2 separate regions of the Homo sapiens genome follow, and region 2 is linked to region 1. A link is an interaction called in ENCODE POLR2A ChIA-PET data of the cell type or tissue named here. Cell type or tissue: OCI-LY7. All regions are shown on one strand. Each heading gives the region's core, and the rest is flanking DNA. Links, peaks and the distances in the headings are about the cores only. Region 1 has its middle 17 kb from the start of ABI2. Region 2 overlaps ABI2 (abl interactor 2).

Region 1 (8,514 bases), core at 2,619-5,118:
GACCATGTGTGCCAGATCTTATGCTACACACTGGGGATATAGCAGTAAACAAAACATACATGGCATTATTACTGTGTTCTCTGTCTTTTCCTGTGTTTCACCCCAGGAGGGAGAACCCCACAGTCTCATGTCCTAGAGCTTTACCACCTTGAATCTTCTAGCACCCAGAGCTCTCCAGGTACTGGGTTGGGAAGCAGCTTGATATGGTTTGGCTCTGTCACCCCCCAAATCTCATCTTGTAGCTCCCATAATTCCCAGGTGTTGTGGGAGGGACCCAGTGGGAGATGATTGAATCATGGGGGCGGGTCTTTCCTGTGCTGTTCTCCTGATAGTGAATGGGTCTCATGAGATCTGATGGTTTTTAAACCGGGAGTTTCCCTGCACAAGCTCTCTCTTTGCCTGCTTCCAACCACGTAAGATGTAACTTACTCCTCCTTGCCTTCCACCATGATTTTAAGGCCTCCCCAGCCACATGGAATTGTAAGTCCAATGAGCCTCTTTATTTTGTAAATTGCCCAGTCTCAGGTATGTCTTTATCAGCAGTGTGAAAACAAACTGATACAGTAAATTGGTACCAGTAGAGTGGGGCACTGCTGAAAAGATACCCAAAAATGTGGAAGCAACTTTGGAACTGGGTAACAGGCAGAGGTTGGAACAGTTTGGAGGGCTCAGAAGAAGATAGGAAAATGTAGGAAAGTTTGGAACTCCCTAGATACTTGTTAAATGGCTTTGACCAAAATGCTGATGATGATATGGACAATGAAATCCAGTCTGAGATGGTCTCAGATGGAGATGAGGAACTTGTTGGGAACTGGAGCAAAGGTGACTCTTGCTATGTCTTAGCAAAGAGACTGGTGGTGTTTGCCCCTGCCCTAGAGATTTGTGGAACTTTGAACTTGAGAGAGATGATTTAGGGTATCTGGTGGAAGAAGTTTTTAAGCAGCAAAGCATTTAAGAGTTGACTTGGGTGCTGTTAAAGGCATTCAGTTTTACAAGGGAAGCAGAGCTTTGGAAAATTTGCCCCTGACAATGCGATAGAAAAGAAAATCCCATTTTCTGAGGAGAAATTCAAGCTGGCTGCAGAAATTTGCATAAGCAATGAGGAGCCAAATGTTAATCCCCAAGACAGTGGAGAAAATGTCTCCAGGGCATGTCAGAGGTCTTCACAGCAGCCCCTCCCATCACAGGCCCGGAAGCCTAGGAGGAAAAAGTGGTTTTGTGGACTGGGCCCAGGGTCCCTGTGCTGTGTACAGCCTAGGGACTTGGTGTCCTGTGTCCCAGCCACTCCAGCCATGGGTGAAAGGGACCAACATAGAGCTCAGACTGTGGCTTCAGAGAGTCCAAGCCCCAAGTCTTGGCAGCTTCCACATGGTGTTGAGCCTGCAAGTGCACATAAGTCAAGAATTGGAGTTTGAGAACCTCCGCCTAGATTTCAGAGGATGTATGGAAATGCCTGGATGTCCAGGAAGAAGGTCGCTACAGGGGCAGGGCACTCATGGAGAACCTCTGCTAGGACAGCGCAGAAGGGAAATGTGGGGTCAGAGCCCCCACACAGAGTCCTCATTGGGGCACTGCCTAGTGGAGGTATGAGAAGAGGGCCATCATACTCGAGACCCCAGCATGGTAGATCCACCCACAGCTTGCACTGTGCACCTGGAAAAGCCACAGACACTCAATGCCAGCCCATGAAAGCCGCTGAGAGGGAGGCTGTACCCTACAAAGCCACAGGGACAGAGTCGCCCAAGGCCATGTGAACCCACTTTCTGCATCAGCATGACTCGGATGTGAGACATGGAGTCAAAGGAGATAATTTTGGAGCTTTAAGATTTGACTGCCCCACTGGATTTCGGACTTGCTTCTGGCCTGTAGCCCCTTTGTTTTGGCCAATTTCTCACATGTGGAATGGCTGTATTTACTCAATGCCTGTATCCCCATTGTATCTAGGAAGAAACTAACTTGCTTTTGATTTTACAGGCTCATAAGCAGAGGTACTTGCCTTGTCTCAGTTGAGACTTTGGACTGTGGACTTTTGAGTTAATGCTGAAATGAGTTAAGACTTTGGGAGGACTGTTGGGAAGGCATAATTGGTTTTGAAATATGAGGACATAAGATTTGGGAGAGGCCAACAGTGGAATGATATGGTTTGGCTGTTTCCCCACCCAAATCTCATCTCGAATTCCCACATGTTGTGGGAGGGACTGGGTGGTGGGAGTTAATTGAATCATGGGAGTAGGTCTTTCCCATTCTGTTCTTGTGATAGTGAATAAGTCTCATGAGATCTGATGGGTTTTAAAAAATGGGAGTTTCCCTGAACAAGCTCTCTTCTCTTGTCTGCCAACATGTGAGATGTGCCTTTCACCTTCTGCCATGATTGTGAGGCCTCCCCAGCCATGTGGAACTGTAAGTCCATTAAACCTCTTTCTTTTGTAAATTGCCCAGTCTCAGGTATCTCTTTATAAGCAGTGTGAAAACGAACTAATACATAGCTCAAGGACATTTTAGGTTAGTGGCTGAGAGGAACATAGGAAGGAACTTGGAGATAACTACATGACGAAGGTCACAACAGGCTTCTGTCATAGGCTATAATTGGGGAAGAAGCACAAGGAACTGCTGGAAGTGAAACCATCACTGTACTGTCTTTCTCCTTTCTTTTTTTTCCAGTCTTTCTTTTCCCTCCCTCCCTCCCTCCCTCCTTTCCTTCTTTCCTTCCTTCCTTCTCTTCTTTCTATGACAGGGTCTCACTCTGTTGCCCAGGTTGGAGTGCAGTGGTGCCATCTCAGCTCACTGCACCCTCTGCCTCCCAGGCTCAAACAATCCTCCTACCTCAGCTTCCTGTGTAATTCAGACTACAGATATGCATCTCCACACTTGGCTAACTTTTTAATTTTTTTGTAGAGATGGGGTCTCACTCTGTTGCCAGGGCTGCTCTCAAACTCCTGGACTCAAGTGATCCTTACACCTTGGTCTCCCAAAGTGCTGGGATTACAGGCATGGACCTGTCACTTTTCTTTTCTTTTCTCTTCTTTTCTTTTTTGAGATGGAGTCTCACTCTGTCGCCAGGCTGGAGTGCAGTGGCATAATCTTGGTTCACTGCAAGCTCCAGCTTCTGGGTTCAAGCAATTCTCCTGCCTCAGGCTCCTGAGTAGCTGGGACTACAGGTGAGTGCCACCACCCCCAGGTAATTTTTGTATTTTTGTAGAGATTGGGTTTCGCCATGTTGGCCAGGATGGTCTCCATCTCTTGACCTTGTGATCCACCCACCTTGGCCTCCCAAAGTTCTGGGATTACAGGCATGAGCCACCACGGCTGGTCTCATCACTTTATTTTCAATGTATGAGCAAGATGATTAAACTAGGTATCTGATCAAGGAATGCTTTCAACATTGATGCTGATTAGGAATACTGGAGAACTTTCAAAGTAAGAAGAAACAAAGCTAGGAATTGGTTTGGCTAAGTTACCGGGCAGTATTTATTGTAGTGGTCTGTATTAATTGTTGCTTACTTACACTGCAGCACTAGGTGTGTTGAGTTTCCATAATTTGTTGCATATATTGCAAGGTCATCAACTAATAGCTAATTGATTTTTAGAGCATGAAAGGACCTTGTAGAGATTATATGGGCATAGCCTGCTCACAATTTAACATTTTAAAGGGAGAAGCCTAGGGATTCTGGGGGTAGAAAAGTAACGTTTTTACCCTTTCACTTTGGATTTTTCTCATATAGGGCCTTCTGCAAATATGTGCTTAAGTCTATGATGCTATTATATTCATAGGATTTTTTAAGCTTTCAAGGAAGCGTAGATTCAGAAGAAATTTGAAAACAATTTTAAAAAATATTCTTGATACAGAACCTTTGAGGGAGATGCAAATGTTCTGAATGCCAAATTTACTTAGATTTAAAAATACATATCTTCAAGCAAAGTTGCCATGACAACCTTTCTTAATGTGTGTATAAATTTTATCTCTGTCTCTTTGAGGTTTTTATATTTTCCAGTACAGGGTCTAATTACAAGAATTGAGCTCTGTGGTATATTTCTATCTGGATGGTGCCCTGTAGAAATTATGTAATATTAGAAAATGCAAATCAAGCAATAGGGCAGTCCTATAGCACAGTGATGCCACAAAGATAAATGTCATCTTGTTCTCTCTGTGATCAGAGGTTTTTCTGGTTTCAAACCCAAGATGAAATTTGGGATTGAAGTAGAACTGTGAATCTGTTCTGTTTCTCTTTTTTCATATCTAGAAGATTCACAGGGTGATCTTAGGAAGTTTGGTACATTCTGGACCAACTCTCTTGGTTAGCCCTAAAACTGATCCAGCTACCTTGGGCTCTTCTCAATCTAATCAGTAGCTGATACCATAGGATGTCTCAGAACCACAAGACCCTTCTCTGCAATGGCATGCATGTGCACAGAGATCATCCAGAAGCAGCTTCCGGCCTAAGCCCCAATCCAGCAAACACTCCGGGTATACCTCTTCACTTCCTTTTACACAATTTCCATGCCCAGCCTTCAAACAAAACACTTGAAAGATGTCCCACAGTCCATGTTATGATGTTTATAAAGGTTTTTGAGTTCATTTTTATTGTAAGAGGCACAATCACTACTGGCTATATAATTTGTGAGACCTAGTCGAGGAGGAAATCTCCTCTTCTCATGGCCCTGCCTTTTCAACCTTTGGTGTATGCAACCCCAAGGAACTGAAATCTCCTGCACTGGGACACTTTACTGACTGGGGTGGTCTAAAGAGCCCTGCCAGTCACATGGTGAACATGCTGTGGTGCTGCCAGCCCAAAGCAGATGTTTCCTTGCCTTTCCTGAAAATTCTCCAAAACAGACTGCTTGTGGGCCCCCTCCAAACTTCACCCAGATCCCCACCGGAGGCTGAGGGTGACCACAGGGAAAAGTGAGCCTCCCCTCCACTCTCCTGCCAATGTAATCCAATGACTGCTCAGAGCAGAAGGCAATAGTGGTTGTAGTAGTGAGCAGAGCTGGGGAGAGGAAGGCTGGGTGGGGATCAGGGCACCAAGGAGCAGGCAGCTAGTCACTGAGAACCTGTAGGGGAAGGCATGCAGGTGGGCTCCGAGTCCCTGGTGCATGCTCCATGGTCCCATTGGACTTCACTTACAAAACACAAATTCAAAAATGAAATTATTAAGAATTTAAAGCCGGCCGGGTGTGGTGGCTCATGCCTGTAATCCTAGCACTTTGGGAGGCTGAGGTGAGCAGATCATGAGGTCAGGAGTTCAAGACCAGCCTGGCCAACATGGTGAAACCCCGTCTCTACTAAAAATAAAAAAATTAACTAGGCGTGGTGGTGCATGCCTATAATCCCAGCTACTTGGGAGGCTGAGGCAAGAGAATTGCTTGAACCCGGGAGGCGGAGCTTGCAGTGAGCTGAGATCAGCCACTGCACTCCAGCCTGGGCGACAGAGCAAGACTCTGTCCAAAAAAAAAAAAAAAAAAATTTAAAGACAGTGCCCCCAAAGCATTAAACCCCAAGCACAGTGTCCCTCTGAGAAGTGGAATTTGAGCAACTATGTTGATTGGAGTATAATTGGCCCCCGGACATGTCTGACTTTAGAGGGCATGGTACTTGTGACTCGGTGGTTTCTGAGGGCTATCCTTCTTGGTTGTATGCTAGTTGTTCTTGCAAATATCCATAAATGTCTCATTCACGATTTTTCTTTTAAGTGGTTTAAATCTCTCTAGAATGTCTTACAATTCTTTACAAAATAGGCAATGAATAGATGCCAATCTTTTTGTAAAAAAAGAAAAAAACAATTTCATAATACACATTTATTAAACTTGCAAAAGTATATATATATATATATATATATATATATATATATATATTTTGAAACATGGTCTCTCACTCTGTCGCCTAGGCTGGAGTGCAGTAGCATGATCATTGCTCACTGCAGCCTCAACCTCCAGGGCTCAAGTGATCCTCCCACCTCAGCCTCCTGAGTAGCTGGGACTACAGGCTCAAGCCACCATGCCTGGCTAGTTTTTGTATTTTTTGTAGAGACAGTGTTTCACCATGTTGTCCAGGCTGGTCTGGAACTCCTGGATTCAAGCTATCCCCCCGCCTTGGCCTCCCAAAGTGCTGGGATTACAGGTGTGAGCCACCACACCCTGACAAAAGAATTCTAATACACTAAAAATCTCTTTTCTTAAACCATTTCACTCATGAAACTCTTACTTTCCTGTATATTAACCATAATTGCCAGAAAATTTTCTGCTGGAAGTTAAAATGATGTTTTCCCCTGAAATATCATTATAAAACCCTATGAAATATTTCAGTGATATGAATCATTCACTTAGTCATATGGGTAGACATTTAGATAATAGAAGTAGTTAACAGAAATCTGTGAGAAATATATATTGTTAATTCCTGTGGAGGAGGAAGGAAGAAATCCTACTGAAATATTTTAATTGTAGTTAAATTCAGTGTTCCCTGCCATTTTAAAATATCAAGATTATTCTGTTCTACTCCTTTCCTTCCAAGAGGATACATGAAATAACTTTGATAAAATCATGAATCAGTTTTTGTTTGCTGTTAACCTCTTCTGTATTCTATTTCATGAAAATAGCAATTGGTGGCCAAGAATACCCTTATTCTTATCAACCTTGCACTACATAAATGAGACATTATTACCAAGCATCATAGTATTCAGTTAGCAATTTTGTCAAAGTATAATCTCTTTGTTTGCAATATTATTGCAATGGACAAGAAACAAATTGTTTTTTAAAAAATTAGCAAGGTTTGAAAATTATAAATTTGATAGGTCAGTTAATATTTAGCATCAGGTTCTAATGGTATTAATGTGTAATCAGAAAAACTATTACATTTCAAACTCTGTAATTCATATTATTAAATGAAGGTTAGTATACTTTTCAGTAATAAAAACCCAGTTAATACATTTTGAAGCTTGAAGTTTAAGAAAATCTTCAACATAATTTAAAACAAAAATATGAATAGGCTAGACACAGTGGCTCGTGCCTGCAGACCCAGCTACTTGGGAGGCTAGGGCAGGAGAATGAGGTGGGTGGATCACCCAGGAGCTTGAGGCTGCAGTGAGCTAAAATGGCACCACTACACTCTAGCCTGGGAGACAGAGCAAGACCCTGTCTCTAAAAAAATAAATAAATACAAATTTAAATATAAATAAACTATTTTTGAAAGATACATTTTCTATCCTATTCTTTTTTCTTTTCTTTTCTTTCTTTTTTTTCACTTTAACAAATCTACTTTAATTCCAAAAGAAATTAATCTAGGATGGTCAGTAATATACAACATACTTTTATGTTTCTTTTATAGGTATCTAATACAAGCTTATTTGTATATGTGCAATGTATAATAACTCTATCTTAGATATGAGTCCTAACAGGATAAAAATATTTTCTTGCAACTACTACTTTATGCCTATGAAGGGTGTGAGCTTGCAATGTCCTCCTGTCTTAAACCCAAGTTAATGACAGTGTCCTCTCAAAACTTTTCATAAATTATTAATGACCTAATTTCATTTAAAAAATAGTTTCAGCAGGCTGAGCACGATGGCTCACGCCTGTAATCCCAGCACTTTGGGAGGCTGAGGCAGGCGGATCACGAGGTCAGGAGAGCAAGACCATCCTGGCTAACACAGTGAAACCCTGTCTCTACTAAAAATACAAAAATAAAATTAGCTGGGTGTGGTTGTGGGCACCTGTACTCCCAGCTACTTGGGAGGCTGAGGCGGGAGAATGGCGTGAACCCAGGGGGCAAAGGTTGCAGTGAGCTGAGATCGCACCACTGCACTCCAGCCTGGGCGACAGAGCAAGACTCTGTCTCAAAAATAAAAATAAAAAAAGGTTTCAGCAAATATGAAAATAGAAAGTCCTGTTATTTGTCCACTCATAATATGAGAAAAAAAAGAGATGATACATTCCTCCATAGAAAAAGTGGGTTTAGAGAACAGTTCTGGTAGTATTTCACATGGTGAAGTATCAAAAGGTCTAATAAGTAGCCCCCTTGCTCAGGGAAAAAAAAGTGATGTTAATGTGTTTCTCTTCCAAATTGCTTAGTAACTCCAAGTGATTTTCAAATTGGGGGGCAGATTACTGGCACTGAGTTCATCAAATTTAGATCTATCTTGAATAGGGACATTATAGAAAATCAAGAACATCTCTAACCCTGCATATCTGGTGGAGTCTGGAGTTAGGGACTACATGACCCAAGCCATCAGCTAAATGTGCCAAGAGATTGAACCGTAGATGACCATCTTCCAGGGAGATGTCTTGCCAATTACTAGAAAGAGATGAACCAAAAACTTCTTTAACATAAGATTCCAAACAACTCTGGAGATCTTCAGGTTGTGTGTATGCTCGGCTTTGTGAGGGTAGACACACTGAGGATAGATTCCTTTTTCACCTCTTGTACTGTCTCAGCAACCACTGGCTCTTTCTATTTTCTGGATCGAGACCAAAATTCTGTATGTGGTGCCCCTGAGACTGTCCACATGAAGACTTTTCTGG
Region 2 (8,514 bases), core at 2,705-5,204, 120 kb after region 1:
CTGTGGAAATGCTCTTAGCAGGCATCCCGAACCCCTGCTTCGGTGCTGTTTTGAGGAGTAGGATCTTGGAGTTCAGACCAACTATGACTATCATTTCCTTCACTATCTAGAAAAACGCTATTCTACTTTGGAAGAGAATAGTAGTTATTTTCAAGTCTCCTGACAGTCACTGGGAGTACAAGGTTTGCTAATGTGCTCTCTGGACGTTATTAATGGCCAGTATTAGTTGCTGCTGTATTACTGACTCGCTTAGCTGTAGAAAGGGTAATACTCTCCTGATTTTGTATGATTGGACTCTTAAGTAGCTGCTGTTAGTCAGAATTAAAACCCATCTCAGACTAAGAATATAATGAATAAGATTAATAGGCCAAAATATGTATCTAATCACATTGATAAAAATTAATATAACTGACACAATAAAACACATTTCCCCCATCTGTACAATAAATACAGCTTCAAATTCAGTGGAGTCTGTAGGGCAGATAACTTTAATCATCACTACTGTAGTCAGTATAAGAAATGCTGAAAAAAATCCAGGAGGGCTTGTCTCTTTGTGGGTGGTCACTGTGATGTTGGGCCAGCTCCTGTTCAGGTCCAGAGCTGCTAACGTGGGTTCTACTCAGTCCCAGTGACTTGGCCAGAATAGAGCTTTGCCAGGTAACTGCCCTGTGCTAGGTGAAAGGGGAAAAGCAGTAGCTGGATATATTTCAAATGAGGTTTTGAACAAGTTCAGAAAGTGGAACTTGATTGAAAAGTGAACAAGTGTAGTAGTGTGTGAGAAAATTCAGATGGTGTCGGATGCAGAAGTTAATATTCCACTTAATGTTATCTGAGCATTAAAAATCATCAGCATTTAACTGAGACCCCACTATAGAGTTTCCTTATCAAGACTTTTTGGTTTTAAAGTTGTTTTTAATGCATTGCAAGTTACAATAGCTATTTTGCTTTTAGATTTTTCCCAGCACTTTGTATTTATTAGCTTTCATTAACTTGCCTCCAGTATACATTCCACTTCGTGCTTTTCTTAGGTCATTTCTACATCCCTTATTCCTTGTTTTCCTGCAGTGTAATGGCCCTGAATGTCCTCTGAGCCTTCAGCTCCATTATGGACCCAAACTAGACTATACTTGGATAAGTTAAGCTCTTCTTCGTGTACTGGTCTATAATTAGAAAAACTGTTTTAAATTAGATGTTCCCATTATTTATTTAAACAGCTTTTTGCTGAGAAAGCTTAGTGGATTAATGAGGCAGAGGGTGTTTTGAAATCCAATAAATAGTTCCCACAGGCTGGGTGTGGTGGCTTATGCCTGTAATCCCAGCACTTTCGGAGGCCGAGGTGGGTGGATCATGAGGTCAATAAATTGAGACCATCCTGGCCAACATGGTGAAACCCCATCTCTACTAAAAACACAAAAATTAGCTGGGCGTGGTGGCGCACACCTGTAGTCCCAGCTACTTGGGAGGCTGAGGCAGGAGAATCACTGGAACCTGGGAGGCAGAGGTTGCAGTGAGCCGAGATTGTGCCACTGCACTCCAGCCTGGTGACAGAGCGAGACTCCATCAAAAAAAAAAAAAAAAAGTTCCCACAGCTCACCACTACAGAAGCAGGGAAGACAACTATGCAGAAAACAGAGTTAGTGGCGGTCAGCAGGAATGCAGCTGGTCTTTTGGACCCCTACGGGATGGGGGCAGTGCAGAAGACACTGGTGAAGTCCTTTATACTGAAGACCTGTGGTTGGGAGCAGGGGTAGTCCATGGGTCTGCTGATTTTTTTTCCCTATTTAGTACTAATGTGTGTGTGATCTTTGTTTTACAAACAGTACCTTTTGGGTTTTCTGCATATTTTATAATTTTTGTACAGTTTTGAATTCTATAGATTGTCTTGGAAGGATACTGTGTGATGGGTCAGGCACACAGTAATTGGAGACTTTTAATGTATGTAATATTTCATAGATTGCATGCTATTAATCATCTGTGAGGGTAGTATTTTTTGTTTTATTGTAAGTTTCCCTCTTTTTTTATAAATTAAAAGATGGTTGGTATTAGGAATTTCAAATGAATGCAGAAAATCTTACATGCTGTGTACTATTAATATTATAACAGACGATCCAAGTCCAAAATCTGACCAATAAAGCAACCATTTTATCAAGATAGAGGGATTCTAATGGGAGAGGGGATTCTTCCCTCCTGAAGTTTGTGTGTCCAGTCCCCTTAAAAAAAATGAATAGTTGTCTTTTCTTGTCATATTAATACTCGAAAGTCCATGGTGGTATTAATGAAAGTACACTTTATTGTTGCCTTTGAACTTACGGCCAAGGCAATAAATCAGAAACAAAAATAGTGCCAATGTGTCAAAATCGACATCTGAGAGATTCAGCCTCCCATTTGGAATAAATATGAATCTTCTAAGCTATCTTGTTTAATATTTTCCATCATTTAGCTACTTCCTATCTCCCTCAGAGGCGCCTGCTGTTCCCATTTTAGAGTTGACAGTGGCCTGCTAATTTTGCTATGTTCCTAAAAGTTACTGGGTGTGAGACATTTTCATCCCCTCCTTTTTCCTACTGCTGGTGTTTATTATCCAGCTAGACAATATTTTATGCATATTTACCGTGATGTCTGGACCGTACCTGTGCTCCTTGGCAGTTTATGTTGAAGATAACTAAAGATTTTTCTCTTTGGGAGGCATCAAAATGATGGTAGTTTGCTTTTATCTTTTTATGTTCATTTTCTTTTAGTAGGTGACCTTTCTGCATTAAGAACTGTTTTTATCTTTTACTACCTTTTCTTTTCTCCTTTGTGGAGACAGCATGACATGTCCTGAAGGTCACCTTTGCCTTTGAAAAAGGTTTGATGGAGGAATTCACAGGTGACTGACAAGTCTTTGAAAAGAATGGGATCTGCTCACTTCTGGTCTTTTTGGCCGGGAACTCCTGATTGGTGTTAAGGTGGTAATTTCCCCCATATAAGATTTAGAATCACTGAGTTTGAGCTAGATGAAATTTTTAAAATTTCTGGTTGTCTCATTAGACTGATGAGGTGAGTTTTCTTCTTCATATGAACAGCTAGTTAATAACAGCAGAGTTCTCACTCAGTGCTCAGTACTTAATTTTCCACTGCACCACAACTGTCTTAACTAAATGTGCTGTATTTTTCTTTAAAAGTTAAGAGTTCTATTTGGTGTTTTCAGGAATATACGTGAAAAGACATGCCATGTTTTGGTAAATACCATCAGAGTTGTGTAAAGGCGTGTACTAAGTGCAATCTTAATTTGTGGAAATAATCTTCATTTACCCCTCCTAAAACTACACTCAGTATAAACACTTTCCCATAAGGTGTGTGCAGTAAAAATGTTATATTACTCCAACACTGGCAGGAGCACAGCACAGCAGCCTTATTGGAGAGAGCCTTATAAAAGTGATTAAATGGAGGCATTGAGCTCATTACCTTTAAGTTTACTTTGTGCTGACCTTTGTTCCTGTTTTGAGAATCTCATATAATTATTAAAAAAAAAAAACAATTAAAACGAAACGGCGGGGCCTAGCTGTGTATAAATGATCCTTGCTGAATATCTTAAGGTTTTTTGTAAGAAAAAAGAAAAACCAACAAAAAAAGCTTATTTTCACATTAAAATGAAACCTCTTTTGCAACTTAAGAATTCTATGGAAAAGCAGTTTTTATCATATTTTGTGTCCATGCACCATTTTTCTTAAAATGGCTTACAAAAAAGAATGTAAACAATTTGTGATCTGGCCAGTTGTACTTTTAGCTCCCAGAGGGAGAGTTGGTGGTATTATGAGTTGAGTAAAAACCATCCAGGGGAACTTGAGGGAGCAGTCTGTTGCCAGTAATGTTCCTTGTGTGCCATTAAACCACCTCCAGATGAGTGGAGGAACATCACTTTTTAATTTTTTAATTGTATTTGGAATTGTTGCCGTGTACTAAGAACTTGACCTAAATAAAATCCCACAAAGTATATTCAGGTGTCTTGTTAACTTATTTATATAAATAACCTCTTTTTCTAAGGTGGTATCTTGAGTTTACGTGTTAGGGATAATCTGACTTTTCTGTTGCTCTAAACCAGGGAGCTGCCTTTTATTACTGAAGAAGTCGTCTTTTTAAATTTTCAAAGATTTAAAATGTTGAGCTTTAAATTTGATCTCAAGTTTCTTCCCTGAAGACAGCTGTTCTAATTAAGAACTTTCTAATCCTGTTTTTGCTCCACTCGCACCTGGGGTTTTCTTACCACTTTTCTCCAAATCTAATTCTGTTAATGTACAGTTTTTTTAATTCAACAGACAAACACTGAAGATGGGTGTTGACTAAAAAATATTGCAGACTGGTCAGAAGTGAATCTAAAAGACAAACCACTAACTAGCCTGTGCTTTGTTGCTATGAGAGCCTAGATTATAAAAGAATTTTCTAATGATGTATCTGAGGGTAGCAAGTAAGTTTGTCTTCACAATACCCAAAATGATGTTTCAGCTTTTCTCACTTTTCAAGCCCATCTTATTTCCTCTGTACCTTTATTATTTTGGTATCATTAGGTAAGGTGAAGAATAATGTAGGAAACAAATACCCAGCTAAAACATTTATGGGTTTCTCGTATTTGTGAATAGGATTTTAGGCGTCAGAGCAGTCTTGTCTTGTCTCAAAGATAGATAGTATCCAATCTTTTGTTAATAAGCCTATTGCTTGACTTTTTTGGGTTACTTTGGAATTACACATTTGGTTGAACGGCTTTGTGGATCTGGGGCATATGCCAATTAAGGGGCACATGCCATGCGTTCTGTTTTCCTGTCAGCCTGTGTACACTGCTGCTTCTGAAGGCATAAGTACAGGTGCAGTTTCCACAACCACGTATGATTGACAGATGGTGAACGAAAGGGGAAGGCTTCCACTTTTTTTGCCCTAGTTTGGTACATAATAAAGTGATTGCAAACACATTATACATTTATACATACCTTCACATGGCAGTCCAACACGTAATTGTGACTCCAAAGATTTGAAACAAACAAAAGGCATTCCTTTTTGTATTACTTTACTTTGTACTTAGTTCTTTGTTTAAAGAAGAAAAATCTTTTTTACCTTTTTTTTTTTTTTGAGACGGAGTCTCGCTCTGTTGCCCAGGCTGGAGTGCAGTGGCACAATTTCAGCTCACTGCAAGCTCCACCTCCTGGGTTCATGCCATTCTCCTGCCTCAGCTTCCCGAGTAGCTGGGACTACAGGCGACTGCCACCACTCCTGGCTAATTTTTTTTTGTATTTTTAATAGAGACGGGGTTTCACCATGTTAGCCGGGATGGTCTCGATCTCCTGACCTCGCGATCCACCCACCTCGGCCTCCCAAAGTGCTGGGATTACAGGCGTGAGCCACCGCACCCGGCTGAGAAGAAAAGTCTTTCTTTAAAAGCTGTTGTCACTTAATCACCAATGTATTTAATGGCCAAATTTCCCTAGTTGGTATAAACTACTCTTAAAAGTTAACAAATTGAACATATCAAACTAGTTTATTTACCACACTTAATTTCTTCTGTGTATGGCCTATGTTTTGGGTACCCTGACATGAAATGCAAAACCAGATTCTTAATGGTGCCGATCCACAAACACTCAAAGTCCCCATGTTTAAATGAAATCTATGAATTTTTTTTATTAAGGATTTGATAAGCTGATATAATGAAAACATGTAAATGAAAAACATTTACACTGACTGTACGACTAGTGTGCTAAGCCATTACAATAGTTTACTGACATAACTGGCAAGAGTAACTTGGAAAATAACTTAATCCAGCAGAACAAAAACATCCTCAGAAAAACATCCTCAGTAGTACTGAATATATCTCTCTCATATATCTATCTATCTATCTATATATATATATATATATATATAGCTTTGCACAATCAGGGAGCAAGGCACATAATGAAATGAGCATACATTTATGCAGAAGAAAATAATAGCAACAAAGCTGCGAGAAAAATTGTAACTTCATCTTCACTGAGCTGTGCATAATCCTTTGAATAATAATGTCCTCTACCTGGTACATTATAATGAAGTTCCTTGTCTTCTTCATGCTTTAAAAAAGTATACTTCTACATTGTATCTACCTATGGCAAAGCTCCCACAGCCTACAAGTTGGTGTGAGCCTTGACTCTTGTTTTTTAAAGAACTGAGGGAGGGAGCAATCCCAGTTAAATATAATGTGCAATTCCCCTTTAACAGTAAACAATGTTTTTAAAACACTTAGCACAAGCTAATTTTATCTTAAATGTACATCTCTGTAAGAGTTCACTAGTGGCTGATAGTAAAATGAAGCAAAATTGTTTGAAACATTCCAGTTAATGCTTATTTTCTAGAAGGGGTTATTTTACAAGTAGCAAAAAAAAAAAAAAAAGTAGGAGGTGGGGAAATAATATGAAAAACGGCAGTTTTTGGTATTAGGTTACAATAAATTTAACGAATGGACAGTTTGCAAAATATAAGGGTTTCTCCCCCTTTAGTGCTGCAGACAAGTTTTACTGCCTAAGACGTTGAGGCTGCAACAATCATGAGCTTGGTATTAGTAGCCATCCATGATAAACATAATTAATTCTCAACTTAACCATCTATAAAATATGTAGTGTTCACCATCACCCTGACTCAATTCACTTCTCTAAATGTCTTTGGTAGAAAGCAGCCAGACCCCACGTGGGTAGTGATGTCTCTTGTGAGACACTTTTCATTTCTGCCAAAACTAGAAATACCACCTTCCTTTACTTTCATTAGCACCTCAAAGTTTGCTTGCTGGATTTCTTTAAAAATATTCTGCCAAAAGAGTTGAAGGCACTGGGGGTTTACAGCAAGTATTTTCTCTTTAAAACGGTTTATTACTTCAACAAGCAAAGAGCAAACCAACTGGAGAAATGTATGTTTTTTCTTTTTATTTATCAAGTTTTATTCTACAGCTAAATTTCAGATTTCTTTTACATATAGACCTTGCAAGGGCACGGTAAGAACTGAGCACTTGTTTTATTTGAGGGATAAAGGTGTAGAAATTTTCTCTTTGAATTTTATAAGGAAAGGCTGGGTACAGTGGCTCATGCCTGTAATCTCAGCATTTTGGGAGGCTGAGGCAGGAAGATCACTTGTGGCCAGGAGTTTGAGACCAGCCTGGGCAACACAGTGAGACCCCCATCTCTACCAAAAAAAAAAAAAAACCTTAAAAGATAATAAGTATCTAATTCTTTTATACTTGCATTTCTCTTTGGATCAAATCTCAACTTTGTGAGAGGTCATACATTTCTACAGGGTTAGGAGTACCCTGCATAATTTATACAAATGTAAAGTGTATATTAAAAAAAAAAAAGTGAAAGTTACCTGCAATCTAAAGGGTTTTCTTCCCCTAGAAACAGTCACCCTCTCGTCAAGTGTATGACCCAATTATACCTATTTTATGAAAAGCAAGGCATCACATTGATAACCATACAGGATCCTATGGGTTTAACTGGTCTAAACTTGAGTGGATTAAATCAGTTGTAATTAGTTAGCTCTGTAGGTATATGAAAAACTTTTGGTAATGTACAAAAATAGGAATGGGTTTTTTACCTGTTTAAAGTCACTTTGTGTTTATAACAAAATTACTTTTAGCTGAGGAACAAAGGTGACAAAGATTTCTGTTGGTGGCTGAGAGTCAAAGCAGGCCAATCCACACCATTACCTGAAATATTTTTCAGGCTAATTTATAACTTTATGGATTTCCTCGATACAAGTTTATTAGTTTATTCTCCATATACAAGTTTATTCTCCCAGAATAGCAGCAAATAAAACTTGAATTGGATGTACAGCTCCTAATAACCTTGATGTCAGAGTTGTCACTTGGTTGGAATTATTATGATCCCCCAATTTAAATTTTCTTGATAAACTCAGCGTTGTTTGTTTTCAGTGACAAGAAAACATACATGGAAAGGGGACCCAAGACAGTTCACCAAGATAGTTCACAGCCCTTTGCAGGATATGCCTTTGGTGGGTGGGAGCACCTAGATTTTAGAGGACTATAAAACGCCATGTTTACTTTGTTTGAAATTTTCTGATGAAAAGTCTTTTGTAACTTAACATTCCACATTTTCATTTAAAAAGTCCCAGAAATATAAACTATCCAATTTACAACTAAGGTGGGTATCTGTAAAAACCTTAAGAATAGTTACTCTTCCCAAGAGAATTACAGCGTCTAAGGGGGGGAAAGAAAGCATCTGAGCAGTAAAAGTCAAGCTGGTAAAATCCAATACAGAATATCTAATAAACCATAAGTTATTTTACTGAGAATAGATTCTGCTGCCCTACAGCATTGGTGCCAAAACTCTAAGCATAGAGTGATTCTACTTTGAAATTATCCATAGTAGAAATTAGGAGTGTCACTAATTAAGCAAGTCACTACCTCTAATAAGCACCTGTTTGCACTGCCCTCAGCAGCAGGATGAGTTAATCCATGCTGTTCACTTTTCAGTACAGCCAAGTCAACTGCACAGACTTGAAGCAGCC

What was found. Peaks named below come from ENCODE experiments on the same cell type or tissue, not always from the same donor. Only the 100,000 strongest peaks of a DNase experiment are listed, where the experiment ranks them.
Region 2: POLR2A ChIA-PET joins it to region 1 with 7 read pairs; 6 of 35 experiments call an interaction of 5 or more read pairs at or near these places.

What each region holds. Positions count from the first base shown.
Region 1 is chr2:203,307,330-203,315,843 of GRCh38, forward strand. It overlaps the pseudogene MRPL50P2. Among named protein-coding and RNA genes, the nearest start is that of ABI2, 17 kb to the right of the region's middle. In OCI-LY7, for the core only: no CTCF peak of the experiment used is centred there; no DNase peak of the experiment used is centred there.
Region 2 is chr2:203,428,192-203,436,705 of GRCh38, forward strand. It overlaps ABI2 (abl interactor 2), which reads left to right. Exons shown (of 12, transcript NM_001375670.1): 12 at 1-3,978. RAPH1 (Ras association (RalGDS/AF-6) and pleckstrin homology domains 1) reads right to left here. Exons shown (of 14, transcript NM_213589.3): 14 at 5,491-8,514. Among named protein-coding and RNA genes, the nearest start is that of RAPH1, 100 kb to the right of the region's middle. In OCI-LY7, for the core only: a CTCF peak has its summit at 3,653; DNase peaks (open chromatin) are centred at 4,230 and 4,860; H3K4me3 peaks cover 851 bases; H3K27ac peaks cover 1,734 bases.